3 separate regions of the Homo sapiens genome follow, and regions 1 and 3 are each linked to region 2. A link is a loop called in an ENCODE intact Hi-C map of the cell type or tissue named here. Cell type or tissue: heart right ventricle. All regions are shown on one strand. Links, peaks and the distances in the headings refer to the core of each region. The heading gives the core; the rest is flanking DNA.

Evidence for each region. Hi-C counts contacts between places; a loop is a spot of excess contacts. Peaks named below come from ENCODE experiments on the same cell type or tissue, not always from the same donor. Only the 100,000 strongest peaks of a DNase experiment are listed, where the experiment ranks them.
Region 1: it touches region 2 in a loop (4-fold over the local background); 15 of 110 quality-filtered maps call a loop at or near these places.
Region 3: a loop joins it to region 2, with 6 times the contacts of the local background. A loop is called at or near these places in 17 of 110 quality-filtered maps.

Annotation. Positions count from the first base shown.
Region 1 is chr2:176,264,053-176,274,882 of GRCh38, reverse strand. MTX2 (metaxin 2) reads right to left here and starts at 5,441. Exons shown (of 10, transcript NM_006554.5): 1 at 5,214-5,441. The coding sequence starts at 5,253. RefSeq lists enhancers at 4,547-5,172, 5,173-5,800 and a silencer at 5,505-5,594. In heart right ventricle, for the core only: a CTCF peak has its summit at 5,236; DNase peaks (open chromatin) are centred at 4,635 and 5,362; H3K4me3 peaks cover 2,221 bases; H3K27ac peaks cover 1,268 bases.
Region 2 is chr2:176,135,132-176,145,961 of GRCh38, reverse strand. It overlaps LOC401021 (a long non-coding RNA gene), which reads right to left and starts at 9,350. Exons shown (of 2, transcript NR_148241.1): 1 at 8,963-9,350; 2 at 5,571-6,965. HOXD-AS2 (HOXD cluster antisense RNA 2) reads left to right here and starts at 8,864. Exons shown (of 3, transcript NR_038435.1): 1 at 8,864-9,341; 2 at 10,540-10,643. In heart right ventricle, for the core only: CTCF peaks have their summits at 5,100 and 5,301 (motif pointing left); a DNase peak (open chromatin) is centred at 5,211; H3K4me3 peaks cover 1,067 bases; H3K27ac peaks cover 2,706 bases; H3K27me3 peaks cover 4,914 bases.
Region 3 is chr2:176,807,979-176,818,808 of GRCh38, reverse strand. It overlaps the pseudogene RPL29P8. Among named protein-coding and RNA genes, the nearest start is that of LINC01117, 180 kb to the right of the region's middle. In heart right ventricle, for the core only: a CTCF peak has its summit at 3,838 (motif pointing right); no DNase peak of the experiment used is centred there; H3K27me3 peaks cover 457 bases.

The sequences.
Region 1 (10,830 bases), core at 2,830-7,829, 130 kb before region 2:
TAGCTTTTCTAACCCTAATCTAGGTGCTGCCATAAAGAGATTCTGCTGATATAATTAAAGTCCCTACTTAGTTAGCTTTACATTAATCAAAAGGGAGAGTATCCTAAGTGGCCTGATTTTATCAGTTGAAAGCCCTTTAAAAAAGGGTCTAAGTCCTCCCTGGGATCAGACACTCCAGGTAGTACCTGGTCTTGCCAGTGCTTAGTCCTGGATCTCCCCCGGCTCCTGACTGCCCGCCTTGCATGCTTTGCACTTACTTTGCCAGCCTCCACATTAAGAGCCAATTCTTTGCCATGTGTTTGTGTATGCACATACATGCATGTGTGTGTGTGGCTCGAGAGAGAAATAGATATCCTGGTACTTCTGCTTCTCTGGTTGAACTGACTGATAACAACTCTCTAAATACCCATCCGAGTAATACTACTTAAGTAAATTTTGGCTTCTTCATTACAATGAAATACTACATAACCATTTTAAAATGATGATGTGTAATTCCATTCACAGACATGAAAAGAGATCCCAATATATGACAAAACAGGTTACAAAAAATTATGCATATTATATGTCGATTTTTTTAATTCAGGGAAAGAGAATGAAATAGCTTTGCTCATCAAAGTTTTAATGATGGATGGAATTTTAAAGTCTTAATCTGTGTGGTATGATTTCAGGTAATTTTTACTTTATCTCTGGATTGTTTTCATTTTCCATAATGGCAACATATCATTATCATTATCAGGAAAAAAAAACTAGACAACAAACCTTTCTCATTTGACAGGAAAAAAATGTCAGGTAGACTTACATTAAATGGTTAAAACGGTGCCCAGAGTCTTAAAGGATGAACAGGAGTTATTCAAGCAAAGTGCACATCTCAGGCAAGGGGCAAGGAAAGAAGTGACAAGACATGAGGCTGTCCTACTGACAATGAGAAACCAACAAAATGTTAAAACAAGAGGAGGTTTTTTTTTTTTTAAGGAAAATTAAAATAAAACAAAACAAACAAAAAACCCACTGAGGCTTGCAGTGTATGGACTCTACTGGAAGGAAGCCAGACTGGAAGCAGAGAAATCAATTCAGAGACTACTATGGTTATCTAAGCAAAAAATGACAAAGCTTTGAACTAAGGTAACAGCAGTAGAAATGGACAGAATAAGTCCTATTTAGGAACGATAACTGAGAAAAGTTGGCAAGGGAAATACTGGTAGTAAGGAGATAGAAGCAGTTCACTTAAACTGGGGAGTTCAGAGAAGACTTCTAAAAAGATATCCTTATGAATAAGGATCTCAAAGAAGTCACTTCAAGAATACCACAGAGAGATGCCAGATATCTTTAAATGTTTCCAAAAGAAATAATCAGTGTTAGCTCATGTCCACAGGAAGGAAAGGTAATAAGCAAAGTGTTGGATACACTAAAAATTAGAGCTCTCAACTACAAAAACAGATTCATAATTACTTAAGTTATAACAGATCTATATAGATACATAACTCCAACCTGTACTACCAGAAACAGAACACTGTGAATAGTTGCTGGATTTGAGTCACATTTATAAGTCATTTACAAGTCAAACACAGGGTTTCCGATAAATTATTACTTTAACCACTGCTATAGTCTGAATATCCCCTTCACAACTCATGCTGAAATGGAATTACCATTCTGACAGTATTAACAGGTGGGATTGTTAAGAGATGACTAGATCATGAGGGCTCCACCCTCATGAATGGATTCATCTCTTTATCCCAAGAGTAGGTTGTTGTAAAAGCAAGTTCAGCCCTCTCAGTCCCTGGCTCTTGCCCTCCCTGGCCTTTCCACCTTCTGCCACAGGATAATGCAGCACAAAGGCTCGCATCAGATACCGGCACCTTGAAGCTGGAGTTCGTTGCCTCCCAAAATGTGAGACTTGAATTTTTTTTCTTTGTAACTTACCTAGTCTGTGGTATTCTGTTATAGCAACACAAAACAGATTAAGGCAGCCTCCTGTTTTCACTTCTTGGCAAAACATAATCTTATAAATTTTAACAATTACAATCATTTAAATTACAAAAGTAAACTATGCTCACTATAGTAATTCAAACAATTCAGAAATATAGTTCCTCCACCCTCTACCAACAATCTATCTTTATTATCCCAATCGCTAGTTACAATTAGTTGAATATTCTTAACATATATAAACATATGTATGTTTATATAGATTTCATGAGTTCATACAAAATAGATATTATTTTATAACTTTTTACTTAATATAACCATAGCTTTCAAGACAACGTATTTAACAGATATACTTCTTCATTTTTGGATCTGTAAAAATGTGACCATACCATAATTTTTGTATAAATGTTTTTGACAAATAATAACTGTACATTTAGGAGGTACAACGTGATATTTTGAACTAAATAAATCAAAGAATAGAAAGAATAAATCAAGGTAATTAATATATCCATCACCGCACCAACTTAAATTTTTGTAAGAAAATTATAAATCTAAGCCTTTAGCAATTTTGAAATATATAATACATTATTATTAACTGTGGTCACCTTGCAGTGCAATAGATCACTAAAACTTTTTCTTCTAGTCTAACAAACTTTGTTCCCTTTGATCAACATCTCTTCTCCATTCCTCTTCCCCATCTCTCACCTCTGTCCCCCTCAGCCTCTGGTAACCACCTTTCTATTCTGTTTCTAGGAGATCAACTTTCTTAGATTTCCCCAAAAAGATTAGATTTTAGATCACTACTTGTCTTTCTATGTCTAGCTTATTTCATTTAGCATAATGTCCTCCAGATCCATCCATTTTATCACAAATGATAGGGTTTCCTTCTTTTTTAAGGCTGAATAGTATTCCATTGTATCTTATATACATTTTCTTTATCCATTCATCCACTGATAAACACCTGGGTTGCTTCCATATCTTGGCTATTGTGAATACTGCTGCAATGAACATGGGACTGCACATACCTCTTAGACAATTTCAATTCCTTTGGATACATGCCCAGAAGTGGAATTGGTGGATTGGTGTACAATAATTTGACATATATTTAAAACATTTCTAGTTTTTCGCTATTACAAATAATGCTGCAATTAATATCATTGTGTATTTCTTTAAGTACTGGTCTTTACATTTCTATCAGATAAACCCCCATAAGTAGAATTTTCAGGCCAGAGAATGTCATTTTAATAAATATTGCTACATTACGTTCCCAAAAAGTAATACTAACTTACAGACCCAATAGTTTGAGAGTAACTTTTCCCCATGCCCTATTAGTACTAGAAATCATATTCACTTTTGTCCATCTGATGGCAGGGGTGGGAGGATGCTATACATTATTAGGGACAGAGAACATCTTTTCATCTGTTCACTGTCCATCTATATTTCACCCTTTTGTGAAATGCCTGTTCCAATCCTTTGTCCTTGATTCTGTTGGTTTGTCTTCTTATTTGTACTAACTTGAGATGTCTTTTATCAAAGTTTTAAAATTTTTTCGGCAATCAAATCTGCCAATTTCTTCTCTTATGGATTATGAATTCTTAAGTTTTGCTTAGGCCTCTTCTGCTATCCAAGGATTATTAAAATAATCTATGTTTTCCTCTAATTATTTTATTACAATTTTGTTGTTTTATATTTAGATCTTTAATCAATCTGGAATTTATTCATGTGGTGTAATGACTTAGTAGTTGTTCCAACACCATTTATTGAATTATCCATTTTTAAATGCTTCCTCCTAGAGTAACAGATCACTACAAATAGCTAAGACGGCAGACAGACAAAATGCCTAGAAATTTTTAAACGTCACTACTTAAAGCAGTATCCAAAGTTTATTAAAAGACATTCATCATTTTCTCATTAAAAGAAATCACATATTAGGACACATGCACACAGTGAACCACTCAACATACACTGTGAAGTTTTTTTTTTCAACATAGTAGCAAACTAAATTAAATCGCTGATCTAACTATATAAGCCTGATTTTGTTTCAACATAAATGGTAAAAGCAGAAATAATCATTGCTTGAAATCTCAAGATTAGTCATTGATTTGGGTCGCAAATATTTATTGAGCACCAACTGACTATGGATACAATGGGGAACAAAACAAGTTTGATCCCTACTTTCAGGAAGCTTGCAATCTAGTAGGAGCTTCTCTCCTCTAAAAAATAATGTTTTTAAGTGAAGAAGGAAAAAAAAGAAATGTACGTTCACACAAACGCAAAGCAGTGAAAAACATTCCGGCAAATTTTATGACACATTCTGTACTTCCCATTTCCAAAATACTATCTTATTACTTCAAATGTACCTATTTATTGTGGTGACTGTCTTCATTACTGTACTCATGTTGAAAACACTGCTAGGGAGTTATGACTAATTCCATTAGCCTCTATCTCAAAGTACCTATGTTTAGTCTCCTCACTTTCTCAACAATATTTAATTTCTTTCATTACAATAAATAAAAACCTCAATAAGAGAAATTACAAACCTATATACATCAGTCATGTTCAGTCCACCGACTCAAAAGTATTTCTTTAAAGTACATGCAGATTTAAAAATTTTCCATGAATCCGCGCGGGCGTGGTGGCGGGCGCCTGTAATCCCAACTACTCGGGAGGCTAAGGCAGGAGAATCGCTTGAACCCGGGAAGCGGAGGTTGCAGTGAGCCCAGGTTGTGCCACTGCACTCCAGCCTCGGTGACAAAAGAGAAACTCCGTCTCAACAAATAAATAAATAAATAACTCCTAGAGTCTTAGCAAATGGCACTACTGTGTCGCTGGGAGACGAAGCAAGAAGTCTGGTGTTCCCTCAACAATAGGTAACAACTGATTAGTGACAGTCACCTTAAACTTTTTGAGTACCAAGACCCAGAAACTGCCACCACTCTTAGACTGAAGCGTTCAGATGCTTGCCCCTGTGGTAACGCCCCCCACCTCAATCCCAATCCAAGGCCTCCCCCTCATACTCCAGCACCTCCCAACTGAATGGGGAGGTGGGACAAAGTACCGCCCAAGGGAAGGAGACGGGACTCCTGCTCCTGCGGGGTGACCTTGGCCAAGTGTCTCCTTCTCAGTTTTCCCATATGTGAGATAAGGTTGGTAGTCCGTGCCCGCCTCCACCATCCGGGCCGGGTTCAGCGTATAATGCCGCAAGGCTGGAGGAAAGCTCCAGCCCTGTACCCCACGCGGCTCCCCGAGACCGCGCCGCCACCTTCTGGGTCTGCGGCCAGCCGCGCTACCTGCAATCTGGGAGACGAAGGCTTCCGCCACTAGAGACATGTCGGCTGGGAGGCCCGGCGCCCGGGTGCCTGCCCCCCACGGGCCTCAGCGTCCTCCACCGCAAACCCGGAGGCTCTCGGCAGTTAACGAGCCTAGCCCCGCCAACGTTCAGACTCGCAAAGCCCACTCCAACAGCAGCGGCGGCTGCAGTGAGGCCCCCAAGGTTACCGCCAGGCCTGGCTAGGGACTTCCGGCGCAGCCGACAACGGCACTCGAGCGCTTCCGCCGGCCCCGCCCCCGCGCCGTCCTACGGGGCGCCGGCGCGGCTAGCTCCGTCCAGCCAATTCCAGGCTCTGCGCTGGGGGCCCGCAGGTGGAAGCGAAGTACCCGACTCGTCTCCCACCCAGGGGACTGGCAGGGGAATCTGGGAGATTTTTAGCGTCCTTTCTGTAAGCCAGAATTTTGTAACCGAGTAACATTTGTAAACGCCCACTGGATACCAGGCACTTATATACCTATATCTACACACACATATATACATATATACACACACACATACACACATATATAATATATACACGTATATATGTACACATGTACATATATACACATATATACATATATATACACATATATTCTATTTGACTTCGTCTTCTCAACAACCCATTAAAGTAATAATATTATCGCCATTTTACGGATAAGAATATAGGCTTAAGGAGTTTAAACTGCCTGCCCAGGCAGTCCTCCAAGGACCAGATTCAAGGCTGCATGAATTCCCTCTATTCCATTATATTGCTGGGTTGATTAGTCCGTGGATAGACATTAGTGTTTTTTGTTGTTGTTGTTTATTCAAACATGCTTGGCAGAAAGGAGGCTTGAGCAGCGCCTAAGCCAGAAGGTAATTTGTCCTTCAACTCCATACACCCGAAATGATGCTCAGCTTGGAGAATAAGATACTTTAGTTTCACACACTTCTCACCTTTCGGGGGTGAACGGGGCAGGAAGAGGAGAAACTAAATTCCCTGAGTAACTTTGTCTTAACCTAATAGCTTCTTAAATTACACAATTAAAGAAAAATCATATGCATTACAGATTGGTGGTATTACAAGTGGGACAGGCTTCAGAGCTGGTAACCCAAAGCCCCCTTCACTGATGAGAAACAAGTTCAGAGAGGTGAGGTAACTCATTTTAAATCACACAGTAAATCAAAAAGTCAGACAGCTTACTAGGTTTTTGCAGAGGAAACCTGTATTCTAAGAATTACTGTCCATGACATTTAGAAAGCTATATTTCCATTCTTTATATCCGTAGATCTCTATTACTGTTCATTCTGCCTCCTTAACTAGCGTGGTTGGTTTCCTAGAGCTGCCAGATTACCACAAACTGGTTGGCTAAACAACAGAAATTCATTCTCACAATTCTGGAGGCTAGAAGTCTGAAATCAAGGTGTCAGCAGGGCCATGCTGTCTTGCAAGGCTCCAGAGAAGGGGGTTGCCGGCAATCTTCCATGTACTTTGGCTTGTAGATACATCACTCCAATCTCTGCCACCACATCACACGGCATTCCCCCTGTGTGTCAATGTGTTCAAATTTCTCTCTTCTTGAGAAATAACACCAGTCATTGTGTTAGGGACCCCCACCCTAATCCAGCAGGACCTCATCTTAACATGATTTCTTTTCTTTTCTTTTCTTTTTTTTTTTTTTTTTTTTTGAGATGGAGTCTTGCTCTGTCACCTAGGCTGGAGTGCAGTGGCGTGATCTCGGCCCACTGCAACCTCCACCTTCCAGGTTCAAGCGATTCTCCTGCCTTGGCCTCCCAAATAGCTGAGATTACAGGTGCGTGCCACCATGCCCGGCTAATTTTTGTATTTTTAGTAGAGACCGGGTTTCACCATGTTGGCCAGGCTGGTCTCGAACTCCTGACCTCATGATCCGCCCGCCTTGGCTTCACAAAGTGCTGGAATTACAGGCGTGAGCCACTGTGCCCAGCCCCATAATTTTTTTAAGGTTAAGTCATATTTTCATCTCCCTCAGCAAAAGGAAGCTTCTTAAACAGCATTTAAATTTACCCAATAATTTACATTGACATAAACACAGCAGCGTCTTAGGAAGTAGTGTCTTCTCTATAGCTGAAATTCAGAGTTGACAAGCAGCTGTGAATAGTAGAAATACAGGGAAGATAATATTAATAGGTTTTTCTTGTTTGTGCAGAGAGAGGTAACACTGATAGTAAAGAATACATGAGATCCAATTTCCTCCTCATCCCATAGGTATTATTGACCAAGAGAAATGAGCTGTTCCAGATACTTTGTTATCAATCAAAAGAAAAGCTTTCAGGCCCTGTCTGTTCTCCTCACAGTGGAGAATTATGTATAACTGTAATAATGAAGAAGACATATCATCACTTTAAGTTCTATTATTAATTTTGGTTTGTCATTTTTATAAAGCTGAAGACACAATATTTTGACTACTTTTTGACAGATTTGAAGTTTAAGATTTCTCCATATCATAGGGCCTGTGTGAGAACTTGAGCCAAAGTCCCTAGAGAGTAATGAAGATTCAACTGGGGAAACCAAAATCAAACATATCCAAAGGGTAGAAGTGAGCCCCAAAGTGGAAGAGACTGGAAAGAGCCAGAGACTGGACACAGATGCAAGAGAAACAGAGCAAGATTAGAGGCAAAGTAGAATGTGCCCTTAAAATTTAAGTTAAGTACCCATGGCTTGATGCATGATACATGCATGAACTGAGCTGGCTGGAAGGTACTGGTTTGGGACTGACACCAATCATCTTTATTATGGCAAGTGCCTTAGTCCATTAGGGCTGCTATAACAAAATATCTTAGTCTGGATAATTTATAAACAGAAATATACTGCCCTGACTTTCGGAGGTTGGAAAGTCCATGATCAAGGCACCAGCAGATTCAGTGTCTTGGGGGTCCCAGTTCTCACAGATAGCACCTTGTACATGTCCTCACATGGCAGAAGGGCAAAAGGGGCAAATAAACTCCCTTGGGCCTCTTTTATAAGGACACTAATCCCATACATAAGGGCAGAGCCCTCTTGACCTAATTACCTCCTAAATTCCCCACCTCTTCTTAATACTACCATAGTGGCAATTGAGTTTCAACATATGAGTTGTTGAGGGACACAAATATTCAAGCCATAGCAGCATGCTTTTTAGAAAAAAACAGAGATGTGCCGGGGGCATTGTCGATACTCAACTCTTTCTTCATTTTAGCCAGGGAAGCAGAATCATCAGCACCATATGGATTCACTTTTTCCCCCTGACTGATGGTTCTTTTGCTTCCCACACAGGCACATTTAGGCTGGAAAGAATCTGTAATGTGGGAGGTCTTTATTACTAAAAATTAAGTTCAGTAAAATGCAGATGTCTTTATGGTGCCCACAAATAAACTGTCTTTGTAATAAATAGCCAACTGGAGAAAATATATTTACGCATCTGTATTAGAACGAACGGCAGATTTAAAACTGAAGATCTGTTTAAGATCACCACAATTGAGGGAAATACAAGAAAACAAGCCACCAGAATTTTTAAGAATGAGGTTATAAAACAAAAGTGCTGGGGAATCCATATGTTACTAAAAAAATAATTACACAATTTTTTAAATAAAATATCAATGCATGACATTAACAGTCTTATTGTTTGCCCTAATAAAATCACTTTCTTGCAAAACTATTATAGAATATTTTCATGTCCCTAATCTAGACTTTTATGTTACTGTATTAAATGTAAGAAAATAAGCAGTTATTATGATGAATATATACTTTATTAAGATTAAAATACTAAGATATTTTATCTACCTTTTAATTTTCTCTGACAGAATGTTAATATTTTTAAGGTAAACGTTTTATTTTTAAAAAGGTGTCAGCAAGGAAACATTTTTGTCTATGATTCCTTTAAAATTACTATTTACTTAAGAACAATATATAAATTCAGACCTTTTTATCAAATTACTCCCTCATACCTCATCAACAGAATTAACTATAGTTAAATCAATCAACCCAAATAGAGTGTTAATACAGTTAAAAACACTAAAATAACTGTATTAGTTCATTCTCACACTGCTATAAAGAACTACCTGAGACTGGGTAATCTATAAAGAAAAGAGGTTTAATTGATTCACAGTCTGCAGGCTGAACAGGAAGCGTGGCTGGGAGGCCTCAGGAAACTTACAATCATGGTGGAAGGCAAAGGGGAAGCAAGCATGTCTTGCCATGGTGGAGCAGGAGGAAGAGAAAGAGAAGGGAGAAGTGCCACACACCTTTAAAGGATCAGATCTCGTGAAAACTCACTATCACGAGAACAGCAAGGGGGAAATCTGCCCCCATGATCCCATCACCTCCCACCAGGCCTCTTCTCCAATTGTACATGAGATTTGAGCAGGGATACGAATCCAAACCATATCTGTAACAATGTTATGCTTCAGTGCCTTAAGTTCCTCTGTTAATAGTCTTTACTGCTTTAGAAACAAACTGTAGACAACTATAAGCAATCTAATATATAAGGTTTACAAAGATATTTTTAAAAGGGTAGATAAATGTGACAGTCATTCATCCTTATATCCCTCAACTCCTTTCCTCCCCTTATAATTCCTAAGAAATTATAACCAACTCAGGACTGTTACATTCTTACCTTTTTCTTGCTTTCTGTTCTTACCCCCTATTTTAGGCTAGCACACTGTCACATAAACTATGGCATATTTGACCATGCTTTGGGAAATACCTGCAATATTGATTGTAGTGGACCTAGATTATTCAAATATTAACTGCTTTTCAAAAGATATTAGGATGCTAAATTTCCAAAATATTCTTCCACCTTGAGCCTATATGTTGCCTCATTTTCATAGCTTTACCATATTGTAGGGAGCTGAATCTTTTTACTCTATCTATTGCCTGCTCTTTGCTGCTGGTGGTAATGTCTTATCTACAGTTACAGGAACTGTATTAGGACTTTTCTGGTTGCAAGTTATAAAAAAAAATACACAATAGAACTCAGCTTAAGAAAGTTTAATTTTATTGCTCCATAGTGGAAGAAAAGATACAGAAATAATTCACAGAACAGAATGGAGGGTTCTAGGAACCAATACCTTAGTCCTTCAGCTCTCTATCTCTCATCTCTGTTCAGCTTTATTCTTTTTAACTGAAGACATGCCTTCTCTCAGATGGCAGGAAAAATAGCAGCCAGCAGCACCAACTTGACATCTTCCAGGCTTGGCAACCCAACAGTAAAGAGAGTTACTCTCTTCCAACTTCCTTATGCTGTATTCATTTCAGGGAAGAATTATAATTGTCCTTGCTTGCATGGTCTCACTCTGGATTAAGTACTTTGTCCAAGTGAATGGGCTGAATGATTTACCAGGCCAGGGGGAAATGTGGCCTGTGACAAGAAGGAAAATGGGAGAAAATATGCTTGAGGTCAGGCGAAGTGGCTCACGCCTGTAATCCCTGCACTTTGGGAGGTTGAGGCAGGTTTCAGACCAGCCTGGGCAACATAGTGAAACCCCATCTTTACAAAAAATACCAAAATTAGCCCGGCGTGGTGGTATGCACCTGGCGGGAGGATCTGCTTGAGCCTGAGGCTGCAGTGAGCTGTGATTGCACCACTGCATTCCAG
Region 2 (10,830 bases), core at 2,803-7,802:
ATTTCAATAATTTTCTAGCTCTAGATGTGATAAAGAGGAAGGTCAAAAGCCACTTCTTATTTGCTTATGACAGAAGTTGGAAGTTATTTGAGATTTTTTTCAAGTTTCAATGGAGAAAGGGTGGTTAGGGAGAGGCTGGGTGGGTTTGGGGGTGGGAGTAGCAGTTGGAATTAACACTTGGCTCCCTCCATATTGTTGTGCATGGGCTTGGACAAAGTTGAAGGTAGCCACATGCCTAGAGGTTTCTGTAATTCGCTTAGATCTGAAAGGAAAGCCTTTGCAAGTGACCAAACTGCTTAACACAGCAAGACTTGGGGTTTGGTAAAGTGAGAAAGTGGAGAATAGCCTCATTAGAATCTTTGGCAACTAAAGCTCCAAAGAAGGTTATAAAACAATAAAACAGCCCTGGTGTGAAGGCGACAGGGTGTGAGGAAGCAAATGAGACTCTCAAGGAATCCAAGCCTAGGAAGTCAGATGTCCCCACTCCCATGGTGTCTCCAAGCACAGTGATTAAGGCTCAGGAACTTTGGGGGCTCAAAACTGGGTGGGAGTTTTAGGAGCACTACCCCCACACCCACACTGCTGCCCCCACCAGGGAGAGAGCCTAAGAGAGGAAGAGAGAGTAGTACACTGCCGCTGTCCTGCTGAGAAAGCCAAGGAAAGAGCTTGGGCCTGAAGCTGCTCTCTAGGAAAATGTGGCATTCTCTGCTTGGGGGAGGCTGGGGTGGGGGTAAGAGAGAGGGAAAGATGCCCTCAGCTCCCACCAAGGAGCATAAATAAAAAGAGAATTGACCCCCCAGCACCCTTCAATAGCCCACCAGAGTTGCCACCAAACAGTGTAAAAACGTGTGGTTTTGACTATTCTGATGAAAATAATGGATGTTCTGTGGAGATTTGTAGAGCACACACACATATGATTTCTAAATCAAATTCAGTTGCAACTGTTCCCATCAGAAAGACCCATCAAGCCCATAAAAGAGATCCCTTCATACAAAGATCTCTTTGCATCCCAATTTCCACCCATTCTACATGCATTTTCAAACCCATTTCCTGATTTCACTGTCATTAGCTAGAAAGCAGGGGGCTATTAGCCTGGATTGTAAGGCATCCATTTCTCCTTTTTTTGTTTCATTAGCCATGTAGGAAGATATTTTTCTTTTATGGTTGATGGCATCTGTTTTTAAAAATGGATAAACTCTTCAAAACATGTTTCTGATTCTGGTTAGCACTAGATGAGCAGCTGTAAAATAATAATAATAGTTTGAGGGGTTGAGAAGAGCTTTCTTTATTTTCCTGTAACCCCGGCACTTTGGGAGGCCAAGACAGGCAGATCACAAGGTCAGGAGTTTGAGACCAGCCTGACCAACATGGTGAAACCCCATCTCTACTAAAAATACAAAAATTAGCCGGGTGTGGTGGCGGGTGCCTGTAATCCCAGCTACTCAGGAGGCTGAGGCAGGAGAATCGCTTGAACCCAGGAGGCAGATGTTGCAGTGAGCCGAGATCGCACCACTGCACTCCAGCTTGGGCGACAGAGCTAGGATCTGTCTCAAAAAAAAAAAAAAAAAAAAACCAAGAAAGAAAGAAATTAATCATAGTACATATTAGTTTCCAGGCAATTGTGATGAGCTTTTTATGAGAATGGGGTAACGAGAAGATAAGACTGAGGAGAAATAGTGTTTGAAACAGTGATGGGTACCCAGTTAGGGCTAGGTAGACATTCTTTGAACAAACGGTGATGAAGCATGGTGACTGAGACATGCTTGCAACCTTTATTGTGGCCTACACAAAAAGATAAAATTACATAGCCTACTCTGTATATTTAGACAATAACGGAAAAGTAGCTGTGAGTAAAGAAAAGGAGAGACGAAAGGAATATATTGAGGCAGACATCATTTATGTCCTGATCTTAGGAAAGCGAGGCAAAGTGATTAAAGAGAGAGTAAGGGTCCACCTTCTCATAATCTTCTTTTGTCTCCTCCTTCCCCTATTCCTTTTCTCCTCCCCTCCTCCTGGTCTTCTGTAGATGAAAGAAAGGGTGAAATGGGGGAGAGAAGCTGAGTGGTGGAAAGAGCAGAGCTAGCATGTGCCAGTTTGTTGGGGAGTTTCCCAAGAACTTGCAATGGTTGTGGTGATAATGGAAGAGGCAGTGGGGAAAGACAAGTTGAGCCTTCTTAAAAACCTAGAAGGAATTAATTTATAGGTAAAGTGGGACTGTAGGTACTGTCCTTCCCCATGTGGCTAAAAAGAGCCTAGGAAGCTCCCATGAGATAGGGCACCTTGTAGGGCTCCTCCAAACCCTGGGAGCCAAAGTAGCTCGCAGGAAGGAGGAGAGAGTGAAGGGGTCCCGGGAGGAAGCAGCTCTACTCCAAAAGTAATGAAAGTCAGCCCTCTGCCCACCCTAAGGGCCCCTGCTAGGTGGCTCCAGGAAAGAATATTCTCATTTTGGCTCTTAAGAGGCCTTTTGCCTAAAGGGGGGTGGAGCTTTCCTCTTAAACTAAATGTTTGTACAACCAGAAGAGATAGGTGGGGCTTTGAATACCTGGCCGGGGCAGGTGGAGAAAGAAGACTGCCCAGGGCTGGTACTTAAGGACGTAGTCTGGGGGTATAGCCAGAGAAGGACTGAACAGGGAGTCCCCAGCATGAGAGAAACATAACTCTATATTCCTGGCACTATACTCTATCACCAAAACAGAAACATTTCTCTCCCTGCCCACTTCCCTCTGCCCCAGTGGAGTCACTCATTGGAGCTCTGGCTTGAGGACCCAGGGAGGCAGAGGTGACCCCAGACAAAAAGGCCAATAGTGAGAGAAGAGACCAAAACAAAAGGGGAGGGGGCTTGGAGCAAGATGTTTGAGAGCAGAGCGGAGGCTAGAAATAAGGCTCCAGTGGTCCCAAGAAGGGCAGAAGAGGCTAAGGTGGCTACCTAAGTACTAGGAGAACCAAGATTTGTTGGAACAGGAGGTGCTGCCCTAGGCTGTAGGCAGAACACTGCCTGACAAGGTTGGTAGCAGAAGAAACTGTACGTTTTGAGGGAAAATCTGACCCAGGAGGACTTCCTGGTTAAGCCAAGCAAAGCAGCTTGGCCAAGAGCTACTAAGTCTCTCATGAAAAAAGTCTGTAGCCAGAAGTCATGGACCCAGAACTAAGGGTGAGGACTTATCCCTCAATTCTCCATTGACCCTTCCAATTCTTTTAAATTCCGTACATCTTTTATGAAGAGTTATAAAAATACCCTTTCTGGCTACAACCCCCACACATGTTGGGGGCAGAGGCTCAGCTGCTGCCCTGGAACCCAGATCCTGGGGCACAAGCAGTTAAAGGGGTGAGAAGGGTTGGGGGGAGTGGAGGTGGGGCTCCTCGGCTTCCTTGGCTGTTGTTGGTCTTTTGCTTTCCTACCCTGCCCTAGATTTTAAAAGACTAAGGAGGGTCCTTGCCCTGGGGCTATAGAATAACAAGAGGAACAACCAGCCCAGTGGGTGTGACTGACAGGACAGGGTGGTGATGGAGAAGGTGATTGCAGGAGCTGGATAAATGGGCCTGCTCTCAGGAAAGACCTGAAGCCATCTGTGGGAGTCGAAGATGTGCCTGTGTGAATGTGAGGCCTCCCCTACCTGATACCTGCCCACTGAGGAGTTAGGGCCACTTTCTGCCTGGTGTAACCCTGATACATTTAGGTGCCAGACACTGAGACCCAATGGGCCAGGACTATGTGGCCCACAACAGCAATAGGTTAAGTCACGGAACTATGTTCTCCTGAGTCTGCTACTTCCTGTGTGTTCAAGCCTGTCTTCTCCTCCATAGAATTCAAAAATTTGGTGAGTGAACCAGGGGTCTTTTGCTCTAAAAGTCTAGGCCTGATTACTCAGCAAAAGGGGGATAATAAGAAACATGTATGTATTGAATACTTGGTATGTGGCAAAACACTGGTTTAAGTACTTAACCAGTGAGTTAAAGGTACATAAAGCAGTTAGAATAGTGCCTGACATATAGAATTGCAAGTAAGTAAAAATTCTCATAGCAACCCTTGAAGGTACTCTTATCCCTCCTTTTCAAAGAAATTAACAGGTCTAGAGAGTTGCAGTACTCGCCTAAGGTCACGCAATAGGTAAGTGGTACCATGGCAGTCTGAACCCACAACCTGCTGTCTTTGAAATCTGTAAGCCAAAAGTTAAGGGATCCACGGCCTCTTCCCTAAAATGTAAGTATTCAGTCTATAGGGTGGTGACCTTAAAAACCACAACCCTGGATGGAACCCTAAGAGCTCTGGGGGATGCTTAGTTGTAGGGTTAGAGGGAACTTGATCTTTGGAGAACAAAGGATCATAAAAGGAGCAGGAGAGATAATTGACCAGTGGTTCTCAAACATAAGTATGCAGCCCAAGTGCCCTGGGCGGAGGAGTGTTTACAAAATGCAGGTCTCTGGGTACCATATCTGGATATTCTGATTCAGTAGGTCTGGGATAGGACCCAGAAACCTGCATTATAAACAAGAGATTTGATGCAGGTCTTCACTGAGAATCATTACCCTAGAGAAGGCGGTGGGGAGAGGGGGACAAAAGACTGCATTGCCAAGAGATAACGGAGGATCAGTGGGATTGGGTCAGAGCATTATTTAAGTAAGGTGTCGCTGGCTCTTGAACCTGGTGCGAGGAGTGCCCAGTGGAGCCCACAAAAGGCCTGAAATGAGCGAAGTGGTGATAGAAGAGTGGTTGGGTGGTGTGGAGTAGACATGCGCATCTGGCTAGTTCTCTTGAGCTGCAGAGCAAATGGGATTTACCCAAGCTCTGAGTCTCCAGGGAGTCCCAGGACCCAGGTCCTGTTCTAAGTGAGCAAGGGCAAGGCCCATCAGCCTGTTGGAGGAGGCACTAAAGGATGTGCTTTTCAAGGCTGTCCATTCTGGGTACCAGGAATCCTGGGCAAGGTAAATGACGAGACCCACGGCCCAGCGGGAGGGGCTGGTTGGGATCCGCGGATTGGGCCCAGCTTGCCCCACACAGGATTCAAGTTGCTGCTCCTACAAGCGCAGCACGAGGAAATCGCGCCCCCTCCGGGAGCGCGGAGAAAGCGAGGTGGCCCGCCAACCCGGAACGGCCCTAGGCTCCCAGGCCTCGGAGCTGCTTCCACTGCCAGTCTGGGGAAAGGAACCCCTTGGGGGACGGGGCGCAGCACCGTCGACCCTTGTTCGAGGCCCCACACACTTGGCGCGCGGAGGTAGAGTGCGCGGGAAGGGAGGAGCGGGTACCGATCCCTCCGCTCCCGCCCTCCCCGGCCCGCCGCAGCCGGCGAGACGCTTGTCCTACAGCGCCTCCTCCTGGACGAGGCGCCAGACAGCAGAGCAGGGAGACCACCAGCCCCGGAAACCTGAGGCTGGGACTTCCTCCGGCAGGCGGAGGTCTCCCCGCACCAGAGGCTGGTTCTACAGTGTCCCCTGGGGCGGCTGGAAGGAGCAAGAGGGACCTGAGGCCACCTCTCATCCCCTACCCCCCATCCCAGGACAAACAACAAGCTCGTGGCCCAGAGGCGCTTGTCCCCCATTATTTAAGCGAACCCAGGCGGGAAAAGCCCTTATATGTCCGTTCATTTATTTGTTTATTTATTTATTTATTTGACTGCTCTTCGCCGAGCTGCTGCCCCCCAGAGCCCTCGAATGTGCTGTGCTGGCATAACAAGATCCGGGAATGGTCAGGCCGAAGGATTGGCCTGAAGTGTGGCGGTTTGAACAGGCGCCAGGAGAAAAGGCCTTTTCCCAAAGTAGTAGCAGCAGGCTGAAAAAAAAAAATCTACAGCCTTCCCCGAGGGGCAAATATATGCTATATATATATATAAACTGGAAAGAAGAGTGTTTCCTTTGGCCCTCGTCTCGTATTTTCAGCCTATGTCTAGCGTACAGATTTAAACTGGGGTGAGGTGATAAGTCATAATGATTGGAAATGTAGCCAAAGGTAGAACTGTTCAGCTATACAGGGAAGGCTGAGATAAAGGCAAGATGAGTAGCGAGCCTTGACGGAGGGAGAATGGAAAGATCGGGTGTATCTTCCTGCTCGAGTCCACTCGCCCCCCCCCACCCCCCCGCCCCCACACCCGTGCTTTGCCGATCGAATTCCCGGGCTAGGCCATTTCACTGCACATGCGCTGGACCTCTGGCGCGGGTGTGTGGCGGGCGCTGCGGGACCGTGAGCTGTGCGGCCGGCTTGCACCGCGCAGTGCGGATAAGGTACCGCGCACTGCTTCTACGCCTGGATGCAGAGGAGCTTGGGAACCTCATCTCAAGAAGCAGGAAACACACTTTTCTTTTTCAGGAAAACATGTATTAAAAGCTTCAACTGTCCTTTCTGATTTGCAAACCCTATTCCGCCGAACAAGCAGCATCTCCTCGTTGCCAATGAACACTCTGAAGGTTGTTATGTGGATCAGAAATGTCACATCTTGGGCACCGCTTCCCTTTGAGTCGTTCTTCAAGGCGGGGAAAACCATCCTACATCCAGAGAGCACAACTTCTCCCTCATTCTGCAAAACTATCAAGTCTAAAGGACCAGTCCCTAGAAAGAGGGCATCTGTTCACGCCATTTCCGAAAACGTGACCCTAAATTGAATTTAAGTTGAAATTCTGAGTTCTTCATGGCTTCTCCCCAGCTTCCGGTGCCCCCGCATACCCTACCCGGCTGCCTGGCCGCCGCACTGCGGCAAGGCCGTAAATACCTCTAACAGCTGCCTGCCAGCCCAGGGTGAAATACTGTCTTTGTTCGATTTCCCTTGCCTCTCTGATTCAGAAAACAGAACTCTGGCGAAATTTATTTGTAGAAACATCTGACGGGAAAATACGCTTTGTTTTCAGCTCTCGTGCTTGGCCACATTTATAATTTCGAGCTTCGTCTTTCTCCTGGTCCTCGCCAGAGATCTCAAGCCCAGTTCATGGCCTGACCCGTCGTCACCAAGGCCCGGACATGCTATCGGCTCCCTGATCTATGAGAGAACAGAGGTTTGGGCCAAGGACACTGGGAGTTATACTTCTGGGCTTCTCAGCTCTCAGGGTCCCAGCGTTTTAAAATTTCGTTTCATTTTTTGGTTAGGTTAACAGAAACAATGGGGTTATTTCCGGTAGTGGCAACAGCACGAACTAGTTTTCTTGTGGACTAATGGCCCGAGAGTTCCTGTGATTTGTGGATTATTTCCCTTAGATGCAATCGACCATTTCGTTCCAATAAGAATTAATGCTACCACGGGGCTTACAAAGAACCCCTCAAGTCTTCCAAATCTGCCCATGACATCAACCTCTGCTGCGTAATCGGACCTGCACCCAACCCAGGTTTTTAGTCACTCAAGCGCGCTGTGCTACAGAACCAGGGAAAAGCACTGAAGCTCTGAACATAGAGCTTGGCCATCAGGGCCACACCCCCACACCCACCCGGGTACCATCCGACCTAGGGACTCTTCCTGCTCCGAATCTACCTGGCAGGGCCTAGAAGCCACTATCCAGGTGCCTGCTTTTCAATGGGGAATGTTTTTTACCCCGATCAAAGAATGACCTCAAAGGTCATTGTACTGTAGTAGAGAAATAATTACAAAATACAAACACTCCAAATAAAATAACAATCACTCAAGTTTCTTATTTGTAAGTGATCAGAGTTAGTGATCCAGGATAATTTGCAGGCATCAGCTGGCCACAAATCGTGGACCTCCATTTTGAAATGAGCATGATTCCATCATTAATTACGAAAAACACCTTTCCACAAAGATGACATGTTTTGTTCAGAAACTCTTTTATGGCCCACGTTGTTACATTGGAATTTTAAGGGAATAATAAGTTAGGATTTACCACTGGGTGCTTTGGGAACCATACCCTTGCCTTGCGCAGGCAGTCTCATGCGCAATGCGGCAGACTGTCCAAAGGTTTCATTTCACAATGTTCATGAGGGAATAGGCAATAGGATTTGCGAACTGCATCCGCAAGTGCCATTCAAAATCAGTGGGAGAAAATAGCTTTTTTTCTTCTGCAAAGGATTTTCTTTTATGCATATTGTTTCAGTTCAGCAGTTTTGAAGTTGAGGGAAGAATGTTGCAATGTAATATTTATTAGCAGGTGGGAAAAAAAACACAACCCATCAATACATTTAGAGAGCAAAAAGATCTACTCTTTTCCTACTCTGGCAAATAAGAAACACACGATGTTTCAACACAGAGATGTCTTGTATTTCTCAAAGATCTATTGGGTTTTTACCAAGACCTGCACCATATATTCTGATACCATTACCTCCCAAAACATGGATTCATTTTGTGATATAAAAGAATCCAAATTCACCTGACGGATTATCATATGCGGGAAGAGCCTATCTTGAGTTGCTTAAAAATTTCTCTAAGAACTAGAGAAACATTTAAAAATATTTAAAATTCCATCTCATACAACACAAGGCCCAATAAACCATCAACCCTAGAAATTAACCAGCATCAGTCACTAAAGCCTAGATTCAAACACCAAGCACATCCTAGAAACAGAGAATTCACCCCACCCCCACCCAAGCCCCAACCCTCAAAAAACACCTGTTAGCCTCCCAGGAACCTCTGGCCACGGCCACAGGTAAACCACAAAAACCACAGCTCTATATAAAATGCCTTTAGTGACCCCCAGCAAAGTGGAGATGTTCAGTAGTAACCCGTCTATACACTTTCCTAGGGTAGGATTGAGGGGCTCTCCATCTAGGCAGTGGGATCCTGTCTGTGGCTACCCGTATCTCAGAATTTTTGAAATAATACTGCCCCCTTAGACTTCTGAACCCAGCCGGACTCCACCCCAGGCCCCAGGGGACGCCCTAGGAACGAAGTGATTGGGGGAAGGGGCTTAGACAGCGACCCCCCACTTCCCCGGGAAATGTAGGGGAGCAGCCGGACTGAGCTGCCCAAGGGGGTCGGCGCCCCAGGCTTCTTGGTGGCATGCTGGGGAGCGGGGAGGGGGCGATTCTTACCCGAAGGCTGCCGAGCTACAGGCGGCGGTCGGTCCGGGCGTCTGCTGTAATCCACTAGGCGCTGCCCGGCTGCGCTCACTCTCGGACGCAGAGACCCGCTCATGTTGGTGAAGAAGCCGCGCCAGAACCGCGCGGCTGCAGTCACCTCGAGCAGGCCGGCTGCTCCTGGCAGGCGGTGTCGGCGCCGGCGGGGGACTCGGCGCCCAGGGCCCCTTCCAGGCCCTCCCTCGCCGGGCTCCCCACCAGCTCCGGAGGTGGCGGCGATGCGGACCGAGTGAGCGGCGGTGGGGCCAGGCCGGGCGCCGGGCGGGAGCCGAGGCCGCGGCGGACTCCGCAATCCCGCAGCCGGTGACTGGAGCCCACCTCTGCAGAGACAAAGGTTAGAAAAAGAGGGGGTGAGGCTCTGGGAAAGCAGAATGCGGGGGGAAATTCGCCGGGGAAATCAGGAAAAAGGCCGTGAAGGCGAGCGGCGCCTGCACATGACCAGCCGCAGCCAATGACGACCGCAAATAGGTCATAAAAAGGTCTATTACCAAGTTGTAAATTTTCTTCAAACAAAAAGGAATTTACTGCAATTCCTTGCGGATTTTGCACATACAGCTCGCAAGCGCCATGTTTTTTCCTCTTCTGCTTTCTCTCTCCCCCGCCTCCTCTCTTCCTTCTCCTCCTCCTCTCTCTCTCCATTCTCTCTCTCCTTCCTCCCTTCTCTTTCTCTGTCCCTCTTCACCTTTCCCTTTTTCTTCCCTTCGTGGTTCTTCCCTCCCTCCCCGCCTCCTCTGTTTCTTTTTCTAGGATTTATTTGTGTGTGTGCGTGTGTGTGTGTGTGTGTGTGTGTGTGTGTGTGTGTGTTCTTTTCTTTGGTTTGGCTCAAAACCTCTGCGCAGTTGGCCATCGTGAAGGAGGGAAATGAACTCAATGTACTGCTCACGCTCTGGGGAAGCGATCCCCACAGCTACCTCCTCCCATCTCTCACCCTGTGCTAGTCACTTGGCTTCTCCTCCTCTCCCCTCAGGAAAAGGCCTGTCCCCAGAGGCAGCCAACCACTTTCGGTTTCCCCTCCTCCCTCTCATCTTGCAAGCCAGCCCCAGTTACCTTGGGAAGAAAACGAGGGATCTGCAGGCCAAGAAAATGTGCCCCCAACACACCACTCCAACATAAATTGGGGTCCCTCCCATTCCCGGGAGGTTCTGCAGTAGGATAATCACCAACCAGCTTAAAGGCTTCAAATGGTTTTAGGTACTTGTCAACCTCTCCGAAATACCCGTTTGAAACTCTACCACCTGGTCTTTCTCCACAGAAACATCTTTCTGGACAGACAGGGTTATGGTTTCTGGATCCCTTCTGAAACTCCTTGCTCTACGTCCTCCTCTAAGAGCAATTCTCATTTTTATGGAGTTTAATTCTAGTTCTCCCCTCTCCCCTTGCCCCCAAATATTTCCCAATTGAAAAATTTGTTCAACGCAATACTGAAAAGACATTTGTTCAGGAAAAGAGTGACTTCCTCAGATCAGCCTAGAAAAAAGAATAATTCCTTTTCCTCAAAGGCCGGTGTCACATTCCCTTTATATTTTTCACAGGAACTGCTCTGGTGAACTCCCCCTGAAAGTAAATGTCCTTGGCTGGCCTCCAGCATTCCCCTCATGGGCATAGCCATGCAGCCTTCAGAACCTTCCTGAAAGAGGTAACACCACCCCCCATCCTTTTAAAGACAGTGTCTTTACACTTCCAGTACTATGTTACAAATGTTTGCATCAGATACCTGTGTATAAGTTCTCTGCTATTAACATCTGCACACCCAGTAAGTGCCTAAGTGGATGTGGACTGAAGCAGGAAGCAGCACAGCACCCTCTGGAGCAGGCCATTTGTTA
Region 3 (10,830 bases), core at 1,864-6,863, 670 kb before region 2:
TCCCAAGTGACCCCGGAGCATTTGCATCATTGCTTCTCTTGCTAATTGATTCATCCCCTGGCAGGGCCTGAGACACGGGCTGTTGGCTGGACACTCGCTCCCAGCTGCATATCCTGTGGATTTAAGGTGCATAAGAAGCAAAGATGTTAATAAAATCGTTAAATGTCAAAACTGAAAAACCCACACCCATTCAGAGTTCATCAGCTCTTCTGGAATGATCTGTAAAATACCATCTCCTCCCCTTGTCCTTTTCTCATAACCTTTGTTATGTTACCATCTTTGTTATGTTACCTTTGTTTGTTACCATCTCCTCCCCTTGTCCTTTTTTCATAACCTTTGTTAAGTAAGGAGATTAAGAACTGTTATTAACGACACTGATTGTTTAATTTCTTTCATAACTTCTTCCTTTCAAATGAGAGTCCAGTACAGAATGAAAAGGAATGTTATCATATGAAGTGCATTTCAGACGTAATAAAGCAGAAAGGAGAGGGTGGCCCCAGTGGCAGTTGTAAGAGGGATGAAGTGTGGATCTCTATAGCTCAGTGGCTGCAAAGCAGAAAATGAAGATTGTAAAAACGTCACATAAAGAAAAAATGCACAGTGGATTCGTTTTGTGATGCCCATAATTCAGTAATGCCTTTAAGTAGCTAGAAGAAATATAATAAATGTTTTTCCACAACATTGATCATACTGTATCAGAGGAAATATTAGTGTGCAGGGAGCCATGATTATACTGGTAGTAATTCTCGGTGCAGAAAACTAGTAGAAGATGGGACCCTTTATAGGCCGAACTTTTATTGGCTGCAGTTATTTACCTTTAAGAATACGCCTAATACATTGTCCTGTAGCTAAATATTTTTGTGAAAATTCAAACCAGCACTATCAGTAAATCAGAAATCCTGCCACCATTTTATAGGATTTATATATATTTTTCCCTGCAGATGCTCTCATATGTTCCAGAATACAAAAACCAGCCAACTGACCATGTAAAAATTCTAGAAGGCCTGTAAAACAGATTCTTCTTCTGTATTCTGAACCTGGATAGGAGCAGACAGGTTTATGGCATGTGATTCCATCCAAATGCCACCTGTATATATAACATCTCTCTAAAGAAATTAAATGGATTATTAGATTATATACCATAGTAAAACTATACCTGGAGCTGCAGGCCAGGAGAAGATATGCATGTTGTGCAACTGCTTAATTTTTTTTTTTTTGTCTTGAAACACTGAAGAAAGCTTTGCAAAACAGGCTTTTTCTAAATTTAGGGAGGAAAGAATGGAACTGATTCTTCATGCCAGCCTCTTGCTCCTCAGACTGGCAGGAGCTGGTAATGCGGTGGCTGTGGCAGTGTGGGTGCAGGAGGCCCTGCATGCTGAGGAGAAGTTTCACCTTCCCTCTAGATGGGCTCCAGCTCGACTTCAGAAATCATCCAGTCAGGGTTCCAGGGAGCACAAGATAAAAGCTAGCCCAGCCAGACTCCTGCAGAATTAAAGGGAGAGGTGAGACCCGGGCATGCTAATCTTCCATATATCCCAATGAAGTCGTGCTGTGAAAATGACTAAGAGAAGCAAGAAGCCAGAGCAATCTCCGAGGGAAGGTACTCTGAGAGCAGTGTGTAGGAGGGCGGTATTTGACTTCAGTATCTGCATAAGCCAGCTTGCAGTTCAAAGCCCTTGTTAAAGCAAACCAACCTGCTTAAAGGCTGCCGACTCACCTGCTCTGTCTCAATGCACCTCTCCCCTAACTCTCACTGACACAAATGGGTATCATTTCTCAGAGTGAAAGGAGGCTATTCCTTTCTCTTTGTCCTAGGGCTCTTTGCTTAATGCAAATAACAGGCCTCATGCACACATGCTCTACCAATCCAACACATTTTCTGTGTGTGTGTGTGTGTGTGTGTGTGTGTGTGTTTATGGAGTTACATATCGATTTTAGTACCTTCTATTGGAGTTGATGTTTTAATTGTTTTATTTGTTTTGTTTGATTTTTTCTTCTCCTCCAGCAAGCAAGAAATGGAAGAGGGCGCCTCTAAGTTCTTCCCATTCTGAGAATGTTTATTTATTTATTTATTTATTTAACTTTAAGTTCTGGGGTACATGTGCAGAATGTGTGGTTTTGTTACACAGGTGTACACGTGCCATGGTGGTTTGTTGCACCCATCAACCTATCACCTACATTAGGTATTTCTCCTAATGCTATCCCTCTCCTAGCCCCCCATCCCCCCAACAGGCCCCGGTGTGTGATGTTCCCCTCCCTGTGTCCATGTGTTCTCATTGTTCAACTCCCACTTATGAGTGAGAACATGTGGTTCTTGATTTTCTGGTCCTGTGTTAGTTTGCTGAGAATGATGGTTTCCAGCTTCAAAAAGGCAGGTGATTGAGGGAAGAAAACCTCCAACAGTTAGGGATTCTAAGGTTGAGGAACAGCCTGACACAGATGACAGTCTATCTAGTGTGGCTTCTGGGAAGTTGGTGTGCTGTCACCTGGTGTGCTCAGCATTGACATACAAGCCAATATGACATCACAGGCTTCTGTTAAATTTCCTCCTCATCATGGAGGAGAGAGATGCTTTTGAAGCATGTTCCTGTAAGTGGTTCTGTTCTAGGTACTTTGTGGTAGTAGCAGTTGTTTTCAATGTTTTATTTTTATTTTTTGAGAAAGGGTTTCACTCTGTTGTCCATGCTGGAGTGCAGTGGAGTGATCACATCTCACTGCAGCCTTGAAGTTCTGGGCTCAAGTGGTTGATCCTCCTGCCTCAGCTTCCTGAGTAGCTGGGACTACAGGTGTGCCAGGAGGATTTTTTTTTAAGTGAAAAAATTTTATCTTTGCCTTAGTTAATTTCCTGGCAGTTGAAGTGCATTTTAAAACGATAATTTCTTGGCCAGGCGCGGTGGCTCACACCTGTAATCCCAGCACTTTGGGAGGCCATAGCGGGCAGATCATGAGGTCAAGAGATCGTGACCATCCTGGTCAACATGGTGAAACCCGTCTCTACTAAAAATACAAAAGAATTAGCTGGGTGTCTAGTCCCAGCTACTTGTGAGGCTGAGGCAGGCGAATCCCCTGAACCCACAAGGCAGAGGTTGCAATGAGCTGAGATCATGCCACTGCACTCCACGCACTCCAGCCTGGTGACACAGCAAGACTCCATCGAAAAAAACAAACAACAAACAAAAATTTCTTTTGGAGGCTAATATCTCCATTGTCAAACCTTAATAAAGATCAATGTATAGTCATCTTTCTTCTCTCCTTCCTTTCCCTCCCTTCTTCCTTTTTTCTTCCCTCCTTCCTTCTTTCCTTCCCTCCCTCCCTTCTTCCTCCTTTCCTTCCTTTTTCCCTCCTTTTCCCTTTCTTTCATTTTATTTTCCTTTCTTCTTTCTGAATCCTTATTTCTCTTCAATGACTTAGAAAACATCTTAATGAACTTCTTAGAGCAATTCTGCAGCAATGAACATGTTCAGGATCACAGATGCCTTTTCTCCAGTATTTACTGGTAAAATGCAGTTCCCACTTTTGCTGTGTGTGTAGTATGCACACCATCCCATTTATGCCTGTAAAAACATCCAGGTGTGCTTAGGAGGGCCAGAGAGACCCTTGGAGAGTAGACTTACTGTAATTTTAGTAAAATTAAAAGACAAGAAGATAATAATAGGACTTAGGAATTTGCTTAGTAGATAAACAGAGTGCATTTTGCTTTACTTGGTATATAGTTTGAATTATTGACTTGCATATTGCCAAATAAAAAATATAGACAATATTGGACAACACAGAATATTTGATTATAATATAAAACATTTTATATTTTAAAATGAGATACACTTGTAATTATCTCTACAACCACTGGATGTCACTATTGCATATATCAGGCAGTTAAAAACTTCCTATCTAGAGAGAGAATCTGAAACTTATTTTAAGAGCTGTCAGTCGCCACCTTGGTGCACTACCTTTTGATGGAACATGCACTATCGTGCTAAAATGACTCTCTTCCCCATTCCATGCAGTCAGCCCAATTTTCAATTATGCCACTTTACTGGGAATTCTAATTTACACAGGATGAGATTCCTCAAACACAATTATTTTCTTCACTATATTTAAAAGGAATATGGTACTTCTATAATAGTTCTCAACATTGTGTATTAATTATAATGAGCACATTTTGGACACTAAATGGTGTGAAGTGAAAACATAACCATAAAATAAGCTCGATTTATAAAATACCCCCAACCCCTGCTAATTACTTACAACAATTTTATATCTATTTGCTCATCTGTCTTCCCAGCATCCCTGGGAGGTTACCTGCTTTACTACTTTTATGAGTCAAAGTTGACCTGTGAAGTAAATTGAATCAAGTAATTATTTGCACAGGCATTCCAGGAGTAAAGCAAAAGCAAACATTGAAAGTGTGTTCCAGACAGCTAATTCCAGTTTGCAAAAGTTACCAGTTCAGATTTTGGTAGTTCTGTGATTTTTCAATTAGTAAAAAAAAAATCCTCAATTCATGGGCCTTTTAACTCTCCTTTTAAAGATTCATTTAAAAAAAAATCTGGGCCATTTTGTGAGGCTGACGTGATAGAGAAAATAGGTCTTTTTCCAAGCTGAAAAAAGGCTGGCCCAGTTCAAGTGCTAGTTAGAGCAGGACCAGGAAAAATAATGTGGTGAAGGAATTTGAACAATGGTTTGCTTTCCCTATAGTTAGAAATGGCCAGGAGCTTCCAAAGAGCTATCCAGTTTAGTTTCTTTCCTTTTACTAAAACCCTGGAGTCGTTTTCTTCAACTTCCTCACATGCCCTTGCAGCTCTGGGGAAGCCAGAGCTGTTCTTGAAGGACTATTGGCCTAGATTTAGTGGGGGAGGGGAGATGCTCTCTGTTCTAGTGAATTATCAGAGAGCTGTGTTGCTTGCCATCTATGGGATGCTTTGATCCAAAATTTTAGTCATTGTTTCCACATTTAGGGGCTGGAATGCACATCAAAGAAGTGGGTGCACGGAATTTACTGAATGCCAAAGAAGTACAATAACATACAGAGGATATAAGCAAATCCCAGTGGTAAAATTTGCTGCCAATTCTTGCACATAATAGAGGCCCTAAAGTGACAGTCTATCTTTGACAAATGCATGATATCAATGCCAAGGGAAGGAACTAGCATGCTGAAAGGTGAATAAAAGAGTTGGAACAATTCAGTGGACTTACACATTTCCTCAGTGTGTTTTCACACAACAAGGAAAGCAGATGACACAAATGCATGAGGTAATCATAAGACAGGGCTGCAAACTCACTAGCTGTTTTAAACCAACCTGGTTCTTTCAGGATCCAGCTCTAAAGATGAGAGTAAAATGTGATTAGAAATCATTCATCTTCTGGAGGAAAAAAATGGAACAAGGAAAGTGAAAATAGCTTTCTTGTTCTGTCTTGGATAGTTCCAGATTTTAGAGCCCATATGTTGTTTGCTATAACTTCCTCGCCTCCCAGGGCCAATGCATTCGAAACGCTTCAGCTAGTGTACTTCACTGAGTAGTCTTGGAAGTTAGGGCTCATTTGTATCCATAGTCTTTGTTCAAATATGGATTAATTTTGGCTAATTTCAGTGGGTGCATATAAAGTAAAACGCACAGAACTGAAACTACTGAAATCAGGCCTGTGTGTGATCATCTAAAAATCTACTTTTCAAGCTCCTTTAAGTTTTATTTTTGAAATAAAAACAATAAAATGACAGTAAAAAGTTTCCAAAAGCATTGACATTATGAGCAATTGCTAACCAAGGCTATTCCCAGAATGATTGAGCAAAATTTGGATATAATTCTAGACAAGATAACTGCCCGGCAGTGCCAGCTATAAATACTCCATTCAGAAGGTGATTTCACTATGATCCTATGGAATATGTCCCTTGTCTCTAGGGCTGGGTAACCACGTGGATGCATATTATGCTATTGTCACTAGGGCTGGCATTGGAGGGCAAAGGCAGATTCTTGTCCTCAAGCTTTAATCTTTATACTATGGAGATGAATGTGTAAGACCTGCCGTAGGTTGCTTTAAAAAACCAGACTGCGTTTGGATATTTAGAGGAAGGGGTCTCAAAAATGCCATAGTACATAGAAATAGCCTAGAGGGGTCATGGGCACAGCTGGTAGTGAATCGGGTATAAGCAAGATCAAGATCTGTGTATTTATTTGCAACTCTACTTGCTTGAGCCAGAAATTGTGCCAGCTGCAAATCGAGCCAGCATTTCTGTCCTTGGCTTTAGACAATTAGAGCAGATTTGCTTGTATACACCAAAATCATTTCCAACACAGCCCCCACAGTTCTTTGTGCTTCTTACAAAATTTCCTCTATGGCCTTGCACTGCATAATAAAGGAGCTCTTGGAAGGATCCTGGTCTGTTTACTGTGCATGTTAAGTAAATGCAATGATTTTCATTATTTCAAACTCCATAATGAAATGACTGAGTGCCCGGCAACATTAGATAATGGACAAACAACTATTCAACTGGCTGGATGAACCATGGCTCTCTCGCATTAAAAGTGTGATATTTATGAGTTAACTTAATTATAGAAGAAAATATTGAGTAGGTGACTGAGTAAAATGATGACTGTGTATTACGTTTTTGCCATGCAGCTGGATAAACATATTCGACGACAGACCTTGGCAAGAACTGCAAAGATGCTCTTGACAATGGCATGAATAAATATTAGGTGTTATCTAGAATTCACCACATTTGAGGTCGTGCGCAAAGCCAGGTAAGTTTTAACAAAAAAGAATTACAGCAGAAGCCATGTGTGCACACTAGGACTATGTAAGCACTGGAGTCTTTTTCTGCTGCCTAGGGATTGCTCTAACACTCATTCTCATCCACATCACCGAGAGATTTTCTAAATCATTACCTTTGTTTGCACTCTAGGAGTGCACTGTAGCATAAGACCCAGGTTTTAGGAATCTCGTGGTAAATTTTTCAATGACATGCACTTGGAGAGAAAAGAAATACTTTACCTAGGCTATAGAGCTGACAAAAAAAGATTATATTTTGGAGTGACCCAACCCAATCCTTGTAAACAGTAAATGAAAAAATTGCTTTGAATTGCTTCTTGAATTTCTTTAGAGGACATAGTTTCTAACTACAAGAAGGACCATAAGAAAAGACAGTTTTTCAGAAGGTATTTTGAGTGAAGGTTCAGCAAGACTGATAGTCACTTAATGCAAGATTTGTATCCATGGCAGAAAGAATCAGTGTGCAAAAGAGTATCATAGAAATCTGCCATTATGGGTTTTTTTTTTCCTTTCCTACTCAGAATTGTCATATTACCAATAAGGAAAATTTCTTATTAAGGTCTTTGTTTTCATTTGTTGGAGTGTGCCACACAATCTCTAGAAGATGAGGAGGAGGAGGGGGAGGAGGAAGAACAACAACAACTATGTTTTCTGAGCCAGTGTATGCGCCACAGGTTTCTGCTAAATCAGTGAATTTCCTATATTATTCTCTATTTTTTTAATTATACTTTAAGTTCTGTGATACATGTGCAGAATGTGCAGGTTTGTTACATAGGTATACATGTGCCATGGTGGTTTGCTGCACCCATCAACCCATCATCTACATTAGGTATTCCTCCTAATGCTATCCCTCCCCTACCCCCCTACTCCCTGACAGGCCCCAGTGTGTGATGTTCCCCTCCCTGTGTCCATGTGTTCTCATTGTTCAACTCCCACTTATGAGTGAGAACATGCGGTGTTTGGTTTTCTGTTCTTGTGTTAGTTTGCTGAGAATGATGGTTTCCAGCTTCATCCATGTCCCTGCAAAGGACATGAACTCATCCTTTTCTATGGCTGCATAGTATTCCATGGTGTATATGTGCCACATTTTCTAGACTCTATTTTGGTGTTGTCTCAGCACTAAAATATGATGACAGGATGTGTTACAGAAGTTAGCAGAGCTTACTAGGAAAAAACACTCATGCTGGCATGAGTATTCTGGTGTCTAGTCTCAGTTGTGTGACCTTGGGCAAGTCACTTTGCCTCTCTGAACCTCAGTTTTCAATCCATAAATTATAATAACATCTGTTTGCCTATGCTTAAGAGTCTAGTTGTGAGAAGAAAACTAGATAATTGATCTAAGGCATTCATTTATTATTAAACTACAATGGATTTAATTTAAACTGCTTCGTTCCAGAAAGAATTTCAGTTGCACCTAGGGAAACTAAAATGAAAATTTAAGATATTAATATGACTCACGAGCTTAATTCTTCTTTTTCTCTTCTTCTTCTTTTTTTTTTTTTTGAAGAGACCTTTCAAAATCTTTATTTTTAAGAGGAAATCTAGCTCACTTCCCAGCTACTTTGTCTTCCTGGTATCCTTCTTAATTGCACATATTCCACCTCAGCACTTACTTAACAAATAAATATCCAGAGTACTTAAACCAGATAGAAGTAGCAAGAGGGGTGTTTTGGAGGTATAATTGTCATAATGTGGTGATGGATTGGATATGGGAAAATGAGAGAGACAAGGTATCAAAAATGACTCCCAGATTTCTTATATAGAAAACAGGAGAAGGACGCAATTTGAAGAAATCAGGAATTCCATTTTGGATAAATTCAATTTGAGATGACTGTGAAATACCCAAAGGAAAAAAAAATCCAGTAAAAGACCATAAAGGCAGCCAAAATGGCAAAAAAACACTGGGGTTGAAGGAAAAGGACTTCAGTTAAGGCCTTGATTCTGCAAGACCTCAAGAAGGGATGTATTCTTCCTGCGTTTCAGTTTCCTTGTCAGTAAAATGGAGATATTAGTATCTATCTTATCACCTTGTTGGGAGGATACAATAACAATTTTTGAAGATATTTTATAAGTTACTTTATTTCTCGCTATAACAGACATAAGAAATAGCACAAAGAAACAGGGTGGACGCTTTCTCTACCGCTACTAGTTGCTTTGGGAGCCTTGGGCTACTGTGTAAACACGGCCAAGTCCAAGAATCACACTACACACAACTAGAACAGAAATGGCATCAAGAAAACCCTATGTCAAAGATGTAAATCTCTTAAAAGGGTGGGCCCCAAGTTCCTGAGGAACATGCACTTTGCTAAGAAGCACAAGAAGGGCCAGAAGAAGACGCAGGTCAATGATGTCAGGGCCACGAGTGAATCAACTGAGGCTGTCAGGGCCTTTGTGAAGTCCAAGGAGGTCAAGACCAAGATCCCAAAGGGCATTAGGTGCAAACTCAATCAACTTGCCTGCACTGACCACCCCAAGCTCAGGAAGTGTGCTCATCCCTGCATCACCAAGGGTTTCAGGTTCTGCTGGCCAAAGTCAAAGACCAGGGCTCAAACCAAGCACCAGGTGTGGCTCTGTCTCCAGCTCAGGCTCCCAAATGTGGCCAGGCCTCCACCAAAGCTCCAGGGTGGAGGCCTCTGTCTGCCAATATGAGGACAGAAGGATTGGTGTGGCCTCACAGCTGCCATCTGCCTGAGGCTGTTGACCTCCTATGCTATTCATACAAGCTGGAAATTTCTCTCCTGGAAATATCCCCACTAAATAGTAAATGTCTTTTTCTTCTTGGCATTTCACTGGCACACCTTGAGTCTTGGGCAGCATTGGCCTTCTTTTCCTTTGGATTCTCTACCTTTAGGGTAGGCCTACAAGCATGACCTCATCTCAAAGGGTACACAGAGTTAATATGGAGAAGGCTCTCCTGTGATTTACAGTTTATTAGGGTAAAGTTCCCAAGGGCAGGAATCATCGCTCTGGAATGTTATGGGCTTCCAGTGAATATTAATTGATTGGGATTCAGCATTACCATTTTACTACTAGGTTTAAATTTACGGGAAGAAGAAGAAATTTTAGTCAGTTGGTTGGAAGGGGAAACATCTCCCTCCCTGCTCACCTGGGATTGAAACTATCCACTGTGCTTGCAGAGTCAAGCACCAGCTTGTCCACGGAACCTGACGAGGGACAAGAGGCCATGGAAACGTGAGGTAGGGAACTAGTCCCCATCGCTACCACCATTTATGTTTCCCTAGGGTGAACTCCTTAATCCTCCCTACAACCATACACTGAAAGTCTGTGTGTGATTAACTATTTTCTGACCACCTCAAAGCCAGGCAGGGAATCTGGCTGCCAACAATAGTGGGGGTAGCTCTGGCTGTTGCAGAGATTATTGGAGAAGGCAGAAAGTAGCTCTCTTTACAGAGTCTAAGAAGGCTCATTCTTAGAGGAATAGGGTGAACAGACTCTCTATTATACTGTTAAATATAGGCTTTAGAAAACTCAAACATTTTTAAAAACCCTAATGATGCAGGAAGGAGCAAAGAAATATCTGAAATACTTCTCAGTCTTCTATCTTTTCGGAGGGAGTAAACTAGCAGATAAAGACTTGGTCTTGGATAATGTCTCTATGCAGTAATGTAAGTTTTGTTCTGTTGTCTTTCTTATATATTTTTTGTTTCTGTTTCATGCCTGAGAATGTCCAAGTGCAGCAACAAATAATCAAAACATTGGTCAAACTATCTCCATATTTTCTAAAATTGAATGCTGTTTCTGTACTAATAATTTTCCAGATATGCTCCATGACCAGTATCTGCACACAAACTCCTATTTCCTGGGTATTAAATTTCTTTAATTACTGTCTTTAGTATATCTGGCATATGCAATATAGCTAGTATATTTGGCATGATGTTTCAAAATACCCTAAGAAGGGGTCAGTCATTAGTAAATTTGCATGGCTATACAAGGAATCACTGTAAACAGATTTGGATGTTATACTTCTCTGTACATGTATAGGCTAGAATATAGATCACTTCAAAGAGAAGGGAAGACCATTTGCTATTTTGTAGCTTATAGTAA